Linked DNA regions of Homo sapiens: region 2 is linked to region 1. The links are chromatin loops, found by intact Hi-C in ENCODE. Cell type or tissue: PC-3. All regions are shown on one strand. Each heading gives the region's core, and the rest is flanking DNA. Links, peaks and the distances in the headings are about the cores only. Region 1 overlaps CCSER1 (coiled-coil serine rich protein 1). Region 2 overlaps CCSER1 (coiled-coil serine rich protein 1).

Region 1 (5,397 bases), core at 253-5,252:
TGTTAACTACTAAAATGTTCATGTTATAATAAAATATGTTTTGGAGAGAAGGAATACATATAGAAATTGTATTACAGAATCTTTTTACTTTGAGGTATGCAAAATGTATTTTCTACTTTATTCTGCAAATATAGCATACAAATTTTGTTTCATGTAGTCACATATGAAGGAACTGATAACAAATAAAATACTGTAGAATGTATTTGCTTTCCAATGCAGCCTATAAATTATTTCTTTAAAGAGAAATGTTATAAAAATCATTAGTTTCTTAAATGAAAGTATTTATGTAAAAATCAACAAACATTTTCCAAATTGGTAAGCATTCAATCCGATAGTAGAAGCTGTATGCTACTTTTATGAGAGGCAACACGGAGTGTAATTAAAGAAAAATTTATGAACCTCTTTTGTTATGACAACTCTATTGAGCTTTGTAATTTTTCTCTTATTGCTAAAAAGACTATTGGAAAAGCTATGTGGATTTATAATATGATAAGGGATTTTAAAAAATAGTTTGTTGCTTGTTATTTGAGTGTTTACAGATACAAATCACTCACCAAAACCTATACTATGGATGAAATTATTCAGTCAATTATCAAAAAATGTGAGTCAATACAAAATTCTCTATACACATCTGCACATTTACTTGTAAAAAGTATATACACATGGATGTAAATATACACATATATCCAAAGGATAAATAAGTAAAGAATATTTATATTTAACTATATTAACATACATAGATATAGGAATGTATAGGTGTATTTATATATTGTAATGAATGCAGGTGAAATAAAGTTTGATCCTCTTCATATTTATTTAGCTTTCAATTATTTAAAAATAATTGTATATCTAAAATATTTCTAGGATAAATAATTTATCTAATTGCCTTGACAATAGTAAATGTTCAATAAATATTTACTGAATTAACATTGCTAGTAAGAAAAGTTTCATTGTAAAATAGAACATTTTTATTTTGCTAAATTTATGTTTGTTAAAATAAAAAAAAATCAATGAAATACTACTTTAAATGAGAATTGCTTTCCTAAAATTAAAGTTGAAAAAATTTTTTCCTTGATGTTCTAAGATGATCACCTTCAGTTCTGTTATAATTTTCTAATTTATATCAGAACTTTGCCACTAATATGCCAATCACTTTTTGTTTTGTTTAGTAACTATAACAATAAAAGTTAACTAGATGACAAAATTGCATATGAACATAACACATGGATGTCAAAACTCATATTTCACTGAAGTTGCATCTGAAAATCCTTTATACAGAAAATAATATAAATATGCCCCAAAATACTAAAGGTAAAGATAAGGACAATATTAAAGCAAAATATTAAAGGTAAAGACGGACAATATTAAAGCAGAAACTATTTAGATAATTTTTCTATGGTCTTTAAATTTAGAACTTGGAAAAATTTATAACACAGGATCATTATTAGATTTCTGTGTGAGTCTCAAGGGTGTTTCTAGAATACAGGAAATAGAATCTTCTGGAGCCTAGTGGGAGTGGGCAGAAGCACCTGGAAAAACAGTCTATGATTTAAATTTATTTTCCTAGATATCTTGGTCAAAACTTGTCACAGGAAAGTGAGGGACTGAAAACAGAACTATACAGAGCTAACCTCGGCAAATATGATAGGCTATCACCTTGAATAATAGAGACTCAGTCCCAGGCCAGTTGTAGGAAATCAAGTGTCTAGGACTATGACATTATGATGCTTCCTCAGGCAAAAAAGGAATTCTATGAGATAGTAAACAAGTCCCATTTTTATTTACCTGAAAAGTGCTACAAAATATTTTTATGTTATCAATCAAGATTTCAACATTGTTAACAATGACCACCTAGAGCAGGGTTTCTCCTTGGCAATATTAACCTGGTGGGCAGGATAATTCTTGGCTGAGGTGAGCTGCCTTGTGCACTGTGGGATATTAAGTAGCATACCTGGCCTCTTCCCATTACTTTTTAGTGGCATCTCTGAAGTGTAGCATCCAAAACTATCTCTAGGTATTGCTCAGTGTTCACTGGGGGGCAAAAATGCCTCTGATTGAGTATTGCTGCTCTAAAGATGGTAACAAAAAGAATTAACATGTGTTACCCAAATATTATTTTTTTACCTTTCCTCTCATATAGTTTGACTTGATATTTTCTTTTTATATATTTGCTTTGCTCCCTTCTAATAAATATTTTCCTAATATATCAACAGAAAAAGTATTTAATTGTCTCTGTTGATGTATGCATGTATGCCTCCATTAAAGGTGACTTTACTGGTGAATTTTTCTCATAATGTGATTTAAGTTTTAGTTTTTCTTAATATTCCACCCCAAATTGACAGTTAGTGTTTTATCCCTATTCATGATAGTAAAAGGGAGAAAAGCAAGGTGTGTCTGTATGTGTGTGCGTGTAAAATTAACATTCAGAAAATCCCTAGAGAATTAGCCTACTATATCTGTTAACCTAAAATATGAGTGTTCATGTGTGACAATTACCTAATCACCTCAGTATCCTCTCCTTAGAAAATACAACTTTCTACTTGCAATTATGAAAGCCAGACTTAAAGAATTTAGAAGCATTCAGAATAAATCACAATTACCTATGCTCACTGAAAGTCTTTAAAATGTGTCTTTAGGAAGCTGGACATCAAATTCTATTTCTCTTTGCAGTATATGCAAAGCATTAACAAAATGTAGTTTTTGATAACATCTCTTCATTAATATTTACAAATGTACTTCGTACATTTTTTATCATGTTGGACTTCTGACAAAACCTTGTGAACCTTCTACAGAATATACTGCAAATAGTAGAATTTATGGAAATGTATAAAGAAGAATATCTCCCCTTGCAGTATTCTTTCCGCCTCATGAGACATTTATGAAAGGAAGAAAAGTAACCGAAAAAAGTTTCCTTACTTTTTCACACATTCTCTATTGAAAAAGGGAGTGATGCCCTTCACAACATTTTCCTTCCTTTTTATACCCCAAAGATTTCTCTTCTCAATGGAATGCCTTGATAAACTATTCAGTTACTGAGTAGTTTTTTAAAGTAAATTTTATTACCTCTTCCTGGACAAGAGTACTAGAGGAAAAGCTTTGTGTTAAGGGCATGCTGTCATTTTCTGCTATACCTTGCTAAATAAGTAAACAAATCCAGAGCCTTGAGGGATGAGTCATTGGCTCACTAACCTTCAGACATGAAGTGGTGAGCCACAGGATTCATGACGTTAACGCTCCTGAGAAATCATACAGAGGTATTTGTTAGTGAGATAAATTTTATTTATTCTCCTAATCTCTACCAATGCTAAGTAAAATTTCTAGGCTAATACTCCCTTTAACTTTGCTTATAAAAGTGCATATACCAGGCACCTAGTGCCCAATAAACAATTTTTCAGTGAAAATCAATGATAAAAGATATCACACTAGTTTGTGATTAGCTATGCTAAAGATATTTATGAAACTTAGAAATGTAACATATAGGTCTCTAAAAGTATGGGACAAAAGAGAGCACGGGAATAGCATGTTAGCTCTGCTCCAATTACATGTAGGATAAACAAATACAGACTCCACAGTACAATCGTATTGTTTTCAAGAATACCCTGGAGTCAGCAAAAGTGGTTATCTCTATACCCAAGATAACCAGGCTGAAACCCTGCTGTTTTTAATGGCCATATATGCTTGTTAAAAAGGTTATCACTGTATGCCTCTTGGCTCTATAGTTACACAAAAGCCTGTACCAAAAACAGAGATGACTTCCTTTCTCTCTTTCTGAATCAGACAGCTAGAGCTGTGGGAATTCAACGTGTGTGTATGTGTGTGTGTGCACGCGTGCACGTGTGTGTGTATGTGTATGTTTTGTTTTAAGAGTTTCTATATTTGATTAGTAGGTGATGATATTAGGCTGCAGCACCATAATTCAGTTTTGTTCTTTGTTTATTCAGGTCTTCAACAGCAGACGTACTCAGTAATAAAAATATATCTCAGTTTCCATCACGTTTATTTAGTCTCAGGGAAAAAAAATTAAAAGACCTCAGTGTAATGGCTCAGAAATGTAGAAGCTATATGATCAAATAAAAATCAAACTCATTAATTTTTTTACAGATATCTATAACATATAGCCATGAAAATGTTACCAAGGATGTCTATTGACTTTTTAATTTTACTTTCTCTTTTTATTAACATGTTGTTTTAATTGGGATTTAGCAGGTAGTCCAGGTTAGCTAACTGTGGTTCTTCTTGCACATCTCCATCCTCATTTGCCTGGCAATGTAACAAAAGCATTCCTCCCTTTTTGCACTTTTCAGATACAGATAATCACTCCTATCACCATACCTGGTGGAGGGGTGTGGTATGATAGCAGAGGGCTTAGTCTTTATTGTCAGACTAACGTAAGGGACACATAGCACTTATTGTGACAGCAGGCAAGTTTTTTATCCTTTTTAGGCCTCTATATGTTCATCCGTACAGTAGGGATAATTCTAGAGTCTGCTACTTAGAGTCATCATGGGTATTAAATGAGATATAAATGCTCTATATGTTCATCAGTACAGTAGGGATAATTCTAGAGTCTGCTACTTAGAATCATTATGGCTATTAAATGAGATGTAAATGCCATAGGTTAGGAATAATAGTTATTTTGCCTACTGTGTATGCCCAACAACAACAGAAATACCTGGCACAAAACAGTTGCTCAGTACATAGTTTGTCAAATGAATGAATGCATGAAGGACATGGCACTTATTTTACTTGCATTGTAATGATTCGTTTTCCTCATATATCACATGAAAACAAAACCTATAACTCCAGTTGGGAATTTAGTTAACAAATGAATTCTTAGATGGTGTTGCCCCCTGACTCACTGTAGTGACAACAAAATCATTGTGACACACCCTACACACTCCTATTTACCGTATTATGTTCTGATTTTTTTTAGCAGTTTAATATGTTTTACCAGTCTGATATTATAATATTCTTGCAAGTTAGGTATTTATTTTGTTATGTGTTTTTATATCATCTACTCTATTATGGTTTTATTCTTCTTAAGGGTAAAGAAATTCTTAAATATTTGATGGAACCGAAAAGATTAAATTGGGTTGCTATGCAGCAGATTGCTCACATAAACAGACATCAAATGTGTCTTTTTCATACAAAAATTAATAAAAGGAAGCAGAAGAGTAAACAGAACATATCAAAAAGCACCAAGTAGGTCTGTGTCTGATACTCATGAGGTACTAAATATGTTAGCATCTCTTTCTCTATACAAATTTATAAGATAATCCTAAAATTTAATAAGTTGAAAGGTGATCTCTAATTGTGGTAAAATACATTATGCTCATAAAATTATCACATTCCACGTCAGACATATTCTTGTTACGCTAATTATAATAACATTAAAAA
Region 2 (5,397 bases), core at 330-5,329, 94 kb before region 1:
ACTGCCATCTATCTTGCTAAGTAATTCTGGCAGTTACCTTAATTATTTGGAAGGAAATTAATATTCATGAAATATAATGAAACCTCTTAAATAGCTACACAGTATTTGGCATTATATCATTAATAAAGTATTATATGAGTGATTTTTCAGTTGGGGTGAGTGAATAATAGAATTTTTACTTGTAAGGACTTTTTTTGAGATAGGAGTTTATACGACAATAAATTTATACTCAAAGAACCAGAATAAGAGCTTACCATTTATTAATAAAAATTAACACATACATGTTTATTGCTAAAAGTATGATTTAGATTAATTGAAAAGAAAAAATCATACATTACTTTAAGAAACTTTAAGATTCTTGAGGATTTGAACTTATTTTCTGGCGAATATTTATATATGGCTTAAAAAGAATTTGGTTGCTTCCTCAAAATATGCCTAAATACCTCTTTCACTGGACACCTGCTACGTCTGAAAATGGCCTCTGAGAATAAGAACTAGTGACTTTCCATCAAAAACTGAAATCTCACCCATAATGTCAGTAATGAATCAAATTCAAGTTCATAGAGGTAATCTGAAATCTAAATGACAATACTAATTATAAAGGAGCAGCAGTAGAATCACATACAAAAACCAGAGCCAAGAATTGCAAGTAATCAGAAATGGAATCCAATTGGTAGAAAGTCAGGAGTGAGTGGGAGGGAAAATAGGTAATTTGTCATAAATTTTGCATTAACTTTGTTGTGGTGATCAAGCTGAGTCAAGATATATGGCTTCTTTATTGTGGTAGAGAGATGGAGAGATGGAAGCATTATTTTTCAGGGTTTCACATTATTTATTTTTACATACATATCTAAATAAATAGGTATTGAAAATGGTGAGCTAGAAGCTAAGTGGAAATCATTCTGAGGTGAATATATATGTATGTGTTATACATATGCTTTTGAGAAATATATATATGTGTGTGTGTGTGTATATATATATGCTTTGGATATCAAACTGTGAGAATTATAAAACTGAAAAGTAAGTCAGCTCACTGCAACTCTCACTTCTTAATGGTCCCCAAGATTGTTAAAGCCTCTGCTTTTCCCCATTTCCCAGCATTCCTTGCACTTTGTTGCGAGGGGGTTGGGGGGAATGTAACTGAGTTTTAGTCAGTGGAAATTAGGATGTAAATGATATAAACAACTCTTAGCCTTGACAGTTAAAAACATATCACCCTGTAATCCCAGCACTTTGGGAGGCTGAGGAGGGTAGATCACATGATCAGGAGATCGAGACCATCTTGGCCAACATGCTGAAAGCCTGTCTCTACTAAAATACAAAAAATTAGCTGGGCATGTTTGTTTACATCTGTAGTCCCAGCTACTCGGGAGGCTGAGGCAGGGGAATTGCTTGAACCTGGGAGGTGCGGGTTGTAGTGAGCCGAGATCGTGCCACTGCACTCCAGCCTGGAGACAGAGCAAGACTCCATCTAAAAAAAAAGCTCCCAAAACAAAACAACAACAACAACAACAACAACAAAAAACATATTATCCTCTCCCTCTTGTATCACACAACTTTGGAAGCTATATATCCATTGTCATAACTACAATATGAAAGAGATCTGGTTCATCCATAGTGTGAATGAGAAAGAAACCTTTCTTGTGTGAGTTCAGGAACACAATACTTAGATTTGAATCTTATCATCTAAGTAAAGAAACAATAAAAAAGAAAGTAAATGGTGTTTCAAGAAACTCCAAAACAGAAAGTAGTTCAATTTGAATGATTAAAACTTAAAATTTTTCAATTTAACTTCTGATAATTACTAAAAATAAAAGAAAGCTCTTAGTATTATGAAGCCATAGAAAAGTGTAAGAATTTTCTAAAAATGAAAAACTATACATACATAGAAAAATTAATTGTTACACTTAGAAGACCTCCATCTTAATTATAGACTATAGTAGCTGAATATTAAAGGATGACAACATTAGGTTTGAATTGTAATTAAACATAATCAAACAGTTATTGAAAAAATTTTAGCTAGACTTCTCATCCATTTGCAAGTGTCAGTTTTTATTATTGTCAGGCCTCTGAGCCCAAGCCTGCACATATACATCCAGATGGCCTGAAGCAAGTGAAGAATCACAAAATAAGTGAAAATGGCCGGTTCCTGCCTTAACTGATGACATTACCTTGTGAAATTCCTTCTCCTGGCTCAGAAGCTCCCCCATTGAGCACCTTGTGACCCCTGCCCCTGCCGGCCAGAGAACCCCCTTTGACTGTAATTTTCCATTATCTACCCAAATCCTGTAAAACAGCCCCACCCCTATCTCCCTTTGCTGACTCTCTTTTCTGACTCAGCCCACCTGCACCCAGGTGATTAAAAAGCTTTATTGCTCACACAAAGCCTGTTTGGTGGTCTCTTCACACGGATGCATGTGAAAATTATACCCCAAGATTTTGCATTATTTTTATCTTGTCTAACTATATAATGAAAACAAATTGAAAAGACCCAATATATTAAAAGCTACTTTATAGGAGTTTTAAAAAGAATTATATCTATCAAAGAATCTCATTATAATTGTAGATACTATGGAGGATTATGGAATAGAGATACACCAAATATTTCCATAATAATAATGTTTTATCTGTTTTTATTTTTATGTCATGCAGATTTTTTTCCAGGTGCTCCATGTCTGCAGAATAATGAAGTTTTAATTTGATATTTTATATGAATAAACACTAGTTATTGTTAAGGGATAATGAAGAATTGTGTATGCAGGCAATATCTCTATTGTAAAAACAGAAACCTAATTGTGAAAATGCATAAAATCTACAAAAATATGCCAAATCTTTTCTAAGACACTTGAGATTACATAAAACACAAAGGAATTTTTATTTATTTCATAAAGTATATAACATTAAATCAAGAGAACATTTTCACATATTAATAAATCTATTTTAACAACTAAATTTTTAAAATTTATTCAAGAATTTTACTTGACAGACTTAGAAGTTAAAAAGGATCTGGCTCAGTGACTGCTGCATTTACAAGTGGTAAAATAATTTCAAGATGAGTGTGAATACCCACATAGGTATTTTACCAAAAACTAGAGCTGGTTATTTTCTAGCTATAGGGCACTGTTCTAGGTTTATATGTATAAGATACAACCCTCTGTCTCCCCTGCCTACAACCTAGGCATGTCCAATAAAGAGTAATATAATACATGCTACAGATCAAGAGGTAGAGCCAATAAGTTCTTTTCTGAGCAAGATACTAAAGATTACAAAACAGACAAGACACATAGGCAAGTTTATAAATTAAATGTTGAACTCTTTAATAAAGAAATATCAAGCATTTCGGACAGGGAGAATTATATGCAAGAAAAATAGCACTTATTCATATGATGAACAAAGACTTCTTGATTACTTATTATGTCTCAGGTGCTTTGATGAGATGTACAGGTGGATCTAACCTGGTGAGGTAAAGTAGGGCAGGTTTATCTGAAAAATCTGACAGGGATTGGGAGTAGGTTGGGAGATGAGGTAAAGTAATTCCAGGCAAATAGAAAAACTTGTGTAAAAGGCCCTGAGATGGAGGATATGAGAAACTGATGTGGATGAAATGGATGTGTATGAGAAATTGACAGACCAACCTGAATTAAAATGTATTGGGATAGTGGAGCAGTCTGCACAAAATGAGGCTGGATGAAGGGAAGGCTAGAAACTGCAGGATCATGTAGGTCAAGATAAATCATAGTTAAGTCTTTATTGATTTGTCTATACATGAATTATAAAAGTTGGATAAGTGTAATTATGAACATTTTGTGCGCTGCAAAGCCAAAAATCTGTAGGATTATATTTCCTCCTCTGTAGGCACTGTCATGACTACTATGCTATTCAAAGAATAATATTTCTAAAGTAGATTTCAAATGCTTTCACCTATTTTCTCTGTATATCTTTGAATTGTAGCAATTCTATCATTCATGTTTCTTTCCCGGAGTCCTCCTTTCCAGAAGTCTCTGCCTCCATTATGAATTAGATGGTTTTTAAGGCAAGTGCTGGGATTTTACCTTAGATAGAATTGCATAACCAAATAGTTTCATTTTTGCCCAGACCCCACACACTTTTTCCTTGTTTTATCCTTCATTTCACTAGTGGTTTCTTTAGTAAACATGTGTTGGAGGTAAACACCTGGGTCTTTGTATGTATAAAGTCTTTATTTGACTCACACATTGATAGTTTACATGGGTATAGAATTCTAGATTAGTTATAATATTTCCCCAGAACTTTAACCATCTTGTCCACTGTCTTCTTGAATCCAGCTTTTCCATAAGAAGTCTGAGCCAGGCGTGGTTGCTCACGACTGTCATCCCAGCACTTTGGGAAGCTGAGGAGGGCAGATCACCTGAGGTCAGGGGTTTGAGACTAACCTGGCCAACAGGGCAAAACCCCGTCTCTACTAAAAATAAAATTAGCTGGGCATGGTGGCACATGCCTGTGATCCCAGTTACTCGGGAGGCTGAGGCAGGAGAATCGCATGAACCCGGGAAGTGGAGGTTGCAGTGAGCTGAGATCACACCACTGCACTCCAGCCTCCAGAGACACAGCAAGACTCCGCCTCAAAAAAAAAAAAAAAAAAAAAAAAGAAGGCTGATGCTAGTTAGCGTTATCCTTGTTTTTTTCAGGTGAATAATTTTTCCCTCTTATGGACGCTCTATATGTTTTACTTTCTGCAAATTTAAAATTATATATTTGTATGTGGACTGTGCATTTGGTTGGGCCTATCAATCTGAACACTGTCAATTCTAGGGATAAGAAATGGACCCTGCTGGATTATATTCTGCTTAATTTGTATTATCTCTAATTGCTTCTTTCTCTTTTGTTCTTTCTAGGAGGAGAGTTTTTCACTTTCAACCTTCTAAAGAATAATTTGGGGAGTTTTATTATTGATTTTTAAGATATTTTTTATTTTTCTATGATTATTTTCATAATAACATTTCTTTTTTTAGTGAATGCCTTATCATCAGGACTGTAATTAGATAAATACTAACTAAAAGTTGTTTTTAAGTTATTATTTTTATTTTCTTTGTTTTTTTCTCTTTGTTCGTTTTGGTGTTTTTAAAGTTATTTCTTTGGGCTTTTGTTTTCATGTTGCTTTCTGATCTCAAATAGTGGATGATACTCCAAAACACATTTAATGATTATGCCACAGAAAGCTACTTGAGAGCTCTGTATAATATTATGGGGGTGGCTGAATGTAGGCAAGATTATTTTGCTTTCTGATGATTGGGCAAAACCAGATGGTTTGGTTTTCATTTTGTTTTTGAGGATCCCTAAAATACCGGAATGCAGAGATCTTTGTTTTCAAGAATACTTTGCTAGCCGCCATAGATTTTTCAAGATCATTTGTTAATT

The links. A loop is a pair of places that touch in the nucleus more often than their neighbours do. Peaks named below come from ENCODE experiments on the same cell type or tissue, not always from the same donor. Only the 100,000 strongest peaks of a DNase experiment are listed, where the experiment ranks them.
Region 2: it touches region 1 in a loop (2.3-fold over the local background); 2 of 110 quality-filtered maps call a loop at or near these places.

The regions. Positions count from the first base shown.
Region 1 is chr4:90,948,953-90,954,349 of GRCh38, reverse strand. All of the region lies in intron 9 of CCSER1 (coiled-coil serine rich protein 1), which reads right to left. Among named protein-coding and RNA genes, the nearest start is that of CCSER1, 820 kb to the right of the region's middle. In PC-3, for the core only: no CTCF peak of the experiment used is centred there; a DNase peak (open chromatin) is centred at 3,119; H3K4me3 peaks cover 1,582 bases; H3K27ac peaks cover 1,603 bases.
Region 2 is chr4:91,042,814-91,048,210 of GRCh38, reverse strand. The region is part of intron 9 of CCSER1 (coiled-coil serine rich protein 1); the gene reads right to left. Among named protein-coding and RNA genes, the nearest start is that of CCSER1, 920 kb to the right of the region's middle. In PC-3, for the core only: no CTCF peak of the experiment used is centred there; no DNase peak of the experiment used is centred there.